Regions from separate parts of the Homo sapiens genome. Here region 2 is linked to region 1. Evidence: read pairs that join two places in POLR2A ChIA-PET (ENCODE). Cell type or tissue: MCF 10A. All regions are shown on one strand.

The links. Peaks named below come from ENCODE experiments on the same cell type or tissue, not always from the same donor. Only the 100,000 strongest peaks of a DNase experiment are listed, where the experiment ranks them.
Region 2: POLR2A ChIA-PET joins it to region 1 with 15 read pairs; 8 of 35 experiments call an interaction of 5 or more read pairs at or near these places.

The regions. Positions count from the first base shown.
Region 1 is chr17:28,110,845-28,115,844 of GRCh38, reverse strand. The region is part of intron 1 of NLK (nemo like kinase); the gene reads right to left. Among named protein-coding and RNA genes, the nearest start is that of NLK, 71 kb to the right of the region's middle. RefSeq lists an enhancer at 1,730-2,231. In MCF 10A, no CTCF peak of the experiment used is centred here; no DNase peak of the experiment used is centred here.
Region 2 is chr17:28,056,150-28,061,149 of GRCh38, reverse strand. All of the region lies in intron 1 of NLK (nemo like kinase), which reads right to left. Among named protein-coding and RNA genes, the nearest start is that of NLK, 16 kb to the right of the region's middle. RefSeq lists enhancers at 2,755-2,854, 2,915-2,964. In MCF 10A, no CTCF peak of the experiment used is centred here; a DNase peak (open chromatin) is centred at 3,049.

The DNA.
Region 1 (5,000 bases):
AAAAATATGTAATATCTGGGATTAAAGCTAACAGATGCTACTCAAGACTTCTATACAAGATGTTTAAAAAATATTACAGAGCAAAATTAAAGAATAAATGGAAAGATGTATCATATTCACAGATTAGAAAACTCAACATTGTAAAATTGTCAACTCCCCCCAAATTGATGGGGGGGATAGATGAAGTAGTTTTAAAGTTTTTCTATAAATTTAAGTGTGCTAAGGACAGCTAAAACACTTGAAGAAGGATAGGTCGGTTTTGAAAAATTGCTCTACTAGGTATGAAGACATAATAAAGCTACAGTAATTTACATAGTGTAATATTGGTACAAAGACAGATGAAACAGAAATATAATCAATCTAAAAAGAGACTGTCGCCTATATGAACACTTGACTTACCAAAAAGTTGGCTCTGCAGAGCAGTGGAGACAGGAAGGTTGTATCAGTTATTAAGCTATTGTCTCTCAGCTTCAAACCCATCCGCCTAAACACTGCTCTATCATGCTGGGGCTAAACTCTACAAACCACATTTTGGTTTTGCCAACTGGCTCCATGTTAGGCTCTGCCAACAGAATGTTGTAGAGAGAGACTGCAAGGGTGGTGGTGGAGGAAGAAGGGACTTGCACCTCCTATGGGCTTCCTGTCTGTTTCTTGTTTCTGTGACACCCAAGCAATACTTCTTCACTCCCAGCAGTAGTACCTTCTTATAGCAGTAGCTGAATCCAGTTTACAGTTCTGCCAAAACTTGCAGAACTAGCCTCACTGCATCTTCCATGCCAGATACCAGCACAAGTGAGCCAGTATCCTCTCCTCAGACATCATGGGGTTCTAAATTTGAATAATTCCAATCTCTTCCCTTTATTCTTCCTGCTGTGGGGTGGAAACTGCTACTTTTGTGATATCTTAGTGTTTTCTTCTTGCATTTTTAGTTATCTACTTGACAACTTTATACCTAATTAACATTTTTTCCATATTAAACTCTGTTTAAATAACTGGTGTGGTTTCTTTCTCCTGATCAAACCCTGCCAGATACAATATCTTTTCAATCTATGTTATTGGAACCATGAAATATCCACATGGAAAAACAAGATGAACCTCCAAACCTACTCCACACTATACACAAAAACAAATTCCAGGTAGGATGTAGATATAAACATGAAAAGCAAAATCACATCGCTTTTAGAAGATAACGTATAGAAGAATATGATATTAAGGCAGGGAAAGATTTCTTCAATTGAACACAAAAAGCACTAATTACACTGGAAAATATTGATATATTTGACTACCTTAAAATCAAGAACGTCTTTTCATATCTACATTAAGAGGGCAAAAATGCAAGTCACATAGGAGAAGATGCTTGCAACACTTATAAGGAACAAAGGGCTCTTATCCAGATGTATACAGAACTCCTACAAATCAATTTTTTAAAAGTCTAACAATAGCAAATGTTTTGTTGAGATGAAGTGCAATGGAAATTCTTATAGTTTAGGAGGGTAAATTGTTATAATCACTTTGGAAAACAAGTTGACATTATCTATTAAGTCAAAAATATATACACACTATGACCTGGCAATTTGACTCCTAGGTATATAACCAAAAGGAATATGCATATCTATACATTAAGACACATGCAAGCGTATTCAGAGCAGCAATATTTGTAATACCCTTAAAACTGGAAATAGCTTAAATATCCACAAACAGAATGTTCAATATATAATATACAGTATACAAATTGTAGTATATTCAAACAATGGAATACTCTCCAGCAATTAAAATGAACTACTGCTATATGCAACAACATAGATAAATCTTACAAACATAATTTTGAACAAAAGAAACCAGGCACAATAAATATACACTACAAGATACCATTTCCATAATATTAAAAAAAAAGGCAAAGTTAAACTATAATGTTTAGGGATGCACACTTAGGAGATAGAAACTGTCGGGAAAGGAAGTAGTTAGCATAAAAGTTAGGATAGTGATTATCTCAGGAGGAGAGGACAATGGTGGTAGAGTGTCAGAGGCGTTTGAATTAGAGCAACTCCATCTTGAATGGGGGTTGGGTAAAATGAGGCTGAGATCTACTGGGCTGCATTCCCAGGAAGTTAAGGCATTCTAAGTCACAGGATGAGATAGGAGGTCAGCACAAGATACAGGTCATAAAGACCGTGCTGGTAAAACAGGTTGCAGTAAAGCAGCCAGCTAAAATACACCAAAACCAAGATGGTGATGAGAGTGACCTCTGGAATTATAATGCATTAGCATGCTAAGAGACACTCCCACTAGTGCCATGACAGTTTACAAATGCCATGGCAACACCAAGAAGTTACCCTATATGGCCTAAAAAGAGGAGGCATAAATAATCCATCCTTTGTTTAGCATATAATCAAGAAATAATCATAAAAATGGGCAGCCAGCAGCCCTCAGGGCTGCTCTGCCTATGGAGTAGTCATTCTTTTATTCCTTTACTTAAGTAAACTTGCTTTCACTTTACTCTATGGACTTGCCCCAATTTTTTCTTGTGTGAGATCCAAGAACCTTCTCTTGGGGTATGGATCCAGAGGGCACAGGGGACTTCTGGGTACTGGTGATGTCCTGTATCTCACTTGAATGGTGGTCATAGAGGTGTGCACTTTGTGATACACCATTGAGTTATACATTTTATTTTGTGTATGTGTGTTACTAAATAATTAGAAAGGTTTTTTAAAAAGGCAAACTGCCCAGCTTAATTTTCTAGCACACAAAAAATTTTAGCTTAAACCTGTATAATTTTTAAAAGGATGAGTAACTTTTTAAAAGGATGAGTCTTTCCATTATTTTTCATATAGATATACATCTATACCAGCCCAAAGAACTTTGTCACTTCTCTCCCTGTGCCAAATTCATTCTGTAGAGAGGAGTATACTATAATGTCTTTTTTATGTTGTAGAATTCCAAAGGAATCTGCTTGCTTAAAAAAAAACAAACATTTCCTTCATCATTACACAAGAATACATTATTAGGAAGCATTCCACAGGAAAGCGCTGTCAGCAAATTTAGGACTACAGCCCCACCCCTAATCTAATCACAATCTCCTAACTTCTTCCGTTGTGAAGCACAATGCTGAAGCAGCTACAATATATAGATGTGCTTCAGGTTTTCAATTAGCCTGTTAAAAATAAACAAACCCAAAAATATTACAAAAACAAAACAAAACAGGAGGCAGGACTTCCAGCTGTGGCAAATTGAAGAGGTCAGCAAATCCTTTCCCCTCAAAACAACTATAAAACTAGACAAAAGTGTCAAAAACAGCCATTTTGGGACTCCAGAAAAATGGCCAAAGTCAAATGACAAATTTAAGTGTTTTTACAAAAAACTGCTGAAATTTGTGTAAGAATAGTGGGAGTCACAGCTTGGGTCAGCTTCTTACCCCACCCCTGCCACACCCTACCCAAGCACCAGTACATCTAATAGTTCCTGGGCAAGGCTGGCTACAAAACCCAGCAGCTTCGTTGTCACAGGGAGCTAACATGATTTGAAGGGGAGGGCAAAAAACCCACACCCAGTAGCAATGTGGGGTCAAAGCATTAAACTCAACTAGAAAAGAACAGAGAAAGCCTATAGCTCTGTTATTCAAAGGCTGCTGTCCTGGTTGAGAAGAAGGGCAGACTATCAGAAATCTAGAAATTTAACAAGGAGATTCTGGAAATGAGAGAGCCACAGAGGGGGCTAAACTCCCCCACACAGTCCTGGCTAACTGATGGCTGAATATATGCCCAGAGGAGACTGGAGATAGCCTGAACTCTCCATAGATCTCTTGCTGACTGAGAGGCTTCCTGCATGTGAGGAAAAACTGAGGGCTCAGCAGAAAATAAAAGCTGGGCATATTTGAAAACTACATGCTCTCCCTACACATACACACACACACACACACACACACACACACACACACACACACACACACACCACACACACACACACACACACACACACACACACACGGTATAAGCCTTATTAGCTCAAAATGCCTGAGCACAACCTTTAACCAATAGCCAACCACTCAGCTATGCAGACACAAGCAGGACTCCAAGAAAGCTAGGCTAAAAATTAAAAAAAACAAAACAAAATTGAGCAGAGACCCGAGTTGGCTACACCTCAGTGGGGAGACAGATTCTGCACATTAAGTCTGCACGTGTCATTTAAGAATAAGCAAATATACATAACAACAATAATGACAACCGTCAGAGGTGAGGAAAATCAGAACCAGAGCTGTTACACTGTATTATCTAATACGTCCAGTTTTTAGCAAAAAGATTCCACAACATGTTAAGAAACAGGAAAATGTGGCCCATACTCGGGGAAAAAAGCAGTCAATAAAAACTGTTTCTGGACAGGCATGATGGCTCATGCCTGTAATCCCAGCACTTTGGGAGGCCAAGGTGGGCAGATCTCCTGAGGTCAGCCTGGCCAACATGGTGAAACCCTGTGTCTACTAAAAAAAAAAAAAAATTAGCCAGGCATGGTGGCATGCATCTGTAATCCCAGTTACTTGGGAGGCTGAGGCAGGAGAATCACTTGAACCCGGGAGGCAGAGGTTGCAGCGAGCTGAGATTGCGCCACTGCACTCCAGCCTGGGCAATAGATCGAGACTCTGTCTCAAACGAACAAACAAACGAACAAACAGAAACTGTTTCTGAGTGGGTCCAGATGTCCTATTCAGAAAAAGACTTCCAAACTAGCTATCGTAAATATGCTCAAAGAATTAAAGGAGCGGGCGGATCACGAGGTCAGGAGATCGAGACCATCCTGGCTAAAACGGTGAAACCCCGTCTCTACTAAAAATACAAAAAATTAGCCGGGCGTAGTGGCGGGCGCCTGTAGTCCCAGCTACTTGGGAGGCTGAGGCAGGAGAATGGCGTGAACCCGGGAGGCGGAGCTTGCAGTGAGCCGAGATCCCGCCACTGCACTCCAGCCTGGGCGACAGAGCGAGACTCCGTCTCAAAAAAAAACAAAAACAA
Region 2 (5,000 bases), 55 kb after region 1:
GGCCCTCAGGAGGCTGTGGAGGATCGCTTGAGCCTGAGTTCAAGGCTGCAGTGAGCTATGATTGCACCACTGAACTCCAGCCTGGGTGTCAGAGCCAGACCCCATCTTAAGTGGTCACTGATACAGATTTTCATTTAATAAATTGTGGGTATATTTCAAAGATGACCACTCTACTACTCATAGACATTTAGGTTGCTTTCAATCTGGGAGGATGATAAATAACAGTAAATGAACATCCTTATAAATATATCTTTGTATCTAAGGTCAATGATTGCTCCAAAGAGCGTGTGCATTCAATTTTGCGAAACTGCTCTCCAATCAAGACTCCATCCATCCATGCTATCATAAAAAATTTGAGTGTGTGTGTGTTTCACTACATCTGCAACAACTAGGATTATTACTTTAAAATATCTAGCAGTTTAAAAGTGTTATCTATTTCTGCATGTTTATTAACGAAAGTGAAATCCTTTAATGTTTTTTAACAATTTGTATTTCTTCTATGTGCCCATTCTCTAGCTTTTGCCCATTCTCTGTTGGGTTCTTCAAGTGTATTTCTTGTTGATTTTAAGAGCTCTTTAGGCTGGGTGTGGTGGCTCATGCTTGTAATCCCGGCACTTTGGAAGACGGAGGCAGGAGGATCATCTGAGCTCAGGAGTTAGAGACCAGTCTGGGCAACATAGTGAAACCCTGTCTCTATTTTTAAAAAGTAAAAAAGAGAGCTCTTTTAATATTAAAGATATTAACTTTTATTTTTCACATATATTGCTAATATCCTCTCCCTAGATTTTGCTTTTTCTTTTAGGCATTTTTTTATGGTATATTTTACCAAATACACATCTTAGATGTCTTCATAGACAAATCTGATGTTCTTTTCTTGCTTTAAAGTCAATAGTGTCTTTCCCTCCAAGATTATAAAAAGTTATATTTTCTTATTTTTTGGCTTTGTTTCTTAAAATCTTTAATCCACTTGGACTTCATTTTTGTATATAATGAATATAAACTTTATTCTTCCCCACTGCTTGCTAAGTATCCCAACAAAATAAACCAGTGTGCTGGGACTGGTGCATGCTGCTCATGACAGTTACATTTTTCTGGAATTTTGTAAGCTGACTGTGAAACATAACCATAAAAAACTATGTTATATAAACTTAGAATAAAATAAATCATATTTAAAACAAAGGTAACAAATACTTAGGAATCATCACTCCCTAGTTATTTTATTATGATTTATGCTCTTAAGGTTATCTAACACCTATTTTATCTGTATGATGAAAATACCATATAAGGGCGTGCTAGTGCATATCTTTCTCCAATTCAGCATTTAGTGACTTCACATTAGTGGTTTGAAATTGGCCATTATAGTATTTACACCACAGAGATCAGCAAACCCTAAACTACAGCTTTTTTATTTTTCAGAGAGCCTGTTGTTAAACATATGCCACCATACCACTGGAATAAACCATTCTTTGTTCACTAATTTGAAAAAGGATCTCTAGTATACACTAAATTGCCATTTATTCATACGTTTATAAAACAGAATAAAGAGCTTAGAATTGAACTTTTTTTTCTACTCTAGCATCGCAGACTACTTTGGTATGTTTTGATATATTAGATAAGACTTTGGACACAGTTTCTATTAACTGGATCTCTATTTTTCTAACATAGATCACAGTACTGCAAAGAAAAGGGTATTTCCCTAAACAGTTCAATAGCATTCTTAACTTTATGTAGATTATAGAAAACAGTATAAATAAAGGACTATTTCTTTTCAAAATAAAGGACTATTTCTGGACATAGTTGGTTACCATATACTATTTTTAGATTAGAGCTCTCACTCTTAAAAAAAAATAAAAAATCCAAACATAAGAAAACAAAACCAATACCATCGGGTTGGGTCTAAATAATAATAATAATAAATAATAACAAGTGTCCTCTCATAAAAATTCCGCCAGTGTGTGAAGAAATCGGGATCTTTTAATACATAATGGCAAGAACCAACTATAGTACTTTATTTTTTTTTTTTTGAGACAGGATCTGGCTCTGTTGACCAAGCTAGAGTACAGTGGCACAATCTCAGCTCACTGCAACCTCTGCCTCCTGGCCTCAAGCCATGCTCCCACCTCAGCCTCCCAAGTAGCTGGGACTACAGGCACACTCCACCATGTCCAGCTAATTTTTGTATTTTCAGTAGAGACGGGGTTTTGTCATGTTGCCCAGGCTGGTCTTGATCTCGTGAGCTCAAGCAATCCACCTGCCTTGGCCTCCCAAAGTGCTGGGATTACAGGTGTAAGCCATGGCGCCTGGCTGCTGACGGTACTCTTCTTTCAGAGTCACCATCACATACAAACTCAGCATTGGAAACTTTCTTCCTTTTTTACATAGAGATGGGTCTTGCTATGTCACCCAGGCTAGATGCAGTGGTTATTCACAGGAGCAATCATTGCATACTAAAATCCCAAACACCTGGGCTCAAAAGCGCCTCCTGCCATAGCCTCCTAAGTAGGCTGAGTAGCTGAGAATACACACATGGGCCACCATGCCCAGCCTAGAAGCTTTCAATTCAGCAACCAACAGGCACCCATCATGGGACCAGGCTAGGCTCTGAAGAAGCAACTAAGACATGACCCGAATCTTCGAAACTCTCATCATTTTTAGTGGATCGGTGGGTAGAGAACATGTCACAAGTGGTTATAAGCACTTACATTAGCATTGAAAGAAACAGATTGTCTTCAAGAATGAGTATCTACTTTAAGAGGAAAAGAAAATCAGGGTACAAAAACTAGTTATTTAAAGTTTGCCCACCTACAGAGACAAGCTGATAGATGTTGATAACTAGACCTTCAGCACCTATACCAGTTAAACATTACGGTGTCCCTATTTAATGTCTTTCCTGCTGAGGTACTTTAAGTCAGTGATTTATTTGAAGATACTGATATCAGCTGCATCAAGAAAACCAGTAACTGTTGCCTATGTACTTCCTTAACTGTCACAAGCCATTTAGATTTGCACTCCAGCTACCTCATTCTAGGTGTTTACATTACGAAACTATGTAGTGAAATAGCTGGGTTGACTCAACAGAACCACCCTTTTTGCATCTAAACTGAAAGACCTCACTTTTAAAGCCTTGCTGTCATTGGATTTCTTGTAAACATAGTATCTTATATTGTAGCCTAGGCAGCAAACACAGCAGTTGCCCTTTTCACACATACAGTTGACACAGTGATGATTTCAGCCTTTTCCAATCATTAACTCATATTTTAGATTTAAAAATCTATTTCTCAAGGCTTTGTACTATATATAGGGGAAATAATCATTACCCTTGGGGAAACAATGGCTCATTTACTGAAAATGAGTTTAACAAAGGAATTATTTGGTACTGAAAAATACAGAGCAGTGACACAAATCATAGCATCATCAGCTCATATGACTGCATTAGGGTAATTTACTTTAAAAAAAGCTACAATAACTTAAAATTTAACTTCAACAATAAAATCATGTCCTCTGTCACAGAATTGTGAAACCAGATCTTACACTATTTTGAAAATGTTCCCTTAAGTCTCAACCTGAGATAAAAACCACAACAACAAAAAAAAGTTTGTAGAATGGAATATTTCTATACTGCCTGAAGCTCAGTTTTGACTGGTACATGTTTGATTTACACATTTGATTTACACTGAATTTTGTTTTAATTATTAAGAGAATGAATAGCATTCCAAAATAGTCACAAGCTTTAAAACTTCGAGTTCCTTCTCTAGTTGGAGAGCTTACAAAATTCATTACATGGAACAGTGAGTTGATGCAGTGACCACAAATTTCTTAACACTGTATAAGTCTTAAATTAATCATAACCCAACCTCCGCAAATTCTGTAGAAATAGCCTCAAAGTAGGTAATGCAGTTGGGCGTGGTGGCTCACGCCTGTAATCCCACCACTTTGGGAGGCCGAGGCGGGTGGATCACCTGACATCAGGAGTTCGAGACCAGGCTGACCAACATGGAGAAACCCCCTCTCTACTAAAAATACAAAAATTAGCCGGGCGTGGTGGTGCATGCCTGTAATCCCAGCTACTCAGGAGGCTGAGGCAGGAGAATCGCTTGAACCCGGGAGGCGGAGGTTGCAGTGAGCCAAGATCGCGCCATTGCACTCCAGCCTGGGCAACAAGGGCAAAACTTCATCTCAAAAAAAAAAAAAAAAAAAAAAAAGGTAGGTAATGCAGAAGTCACAAAATGTTAATTGAGAAGAAATCTAGGAGTGCAGTTTCTGGATATATCATACAATTCTTTCAAATTTCCTGAGGTTTAAAACTTTTCAAAAAATAGGTAGGGGAATGATATGCTCAAAATAAATATACAACTTAGTTACATTGGATATATCATACAATTCTTTCAAATTTCCTGAGGTTTAAAAGTTTTCAAAAAATAGGTGGAAGAATGATATGCTCAAAATAGATATACAACTTAGTTACATATAACATGAAAAGACTGAGTTGTTCTTCACCAAAAATCTTGTAGTCTGTGACATTTAATCAGAAAACATTTAATCAGAGTCACTGGCCCACACAAAATAACCAACAGATTAATCTAAATATTCCATGGTTTTTCTCAGATGCACGTTCCTGGTTTCATTTATATAGAGTTTTCATTTTTTATTTGTTTTGTTTTTGTAAGAACACTTCCTCCATTTTCAATAGGCATTTAGTTGGACAGGTATTACTGGTAAAGCAGCAAAACAGCAAAAACTCTGGCTCAGCCCCCAACCAGCTGTGCAACGTTGAACAAATCTCTTAGCTTCTCTGGGTCTCAATTTTCCCACTTATAAAATGAGGCAGCTAGACTAGACGCATTCTAAAGTATCTTCCAACTCTCTAGTTTCTTTGAGGCAGAGCTCTAGGCTTGTGAGAATGAAAAAGCCCTCAAAACAAATGACTGAAATCTCATTCTGCAATGTTAGTGAAACAAACAGGATACAAAATTGTAAATACAGTGTGATCATGATCCCAA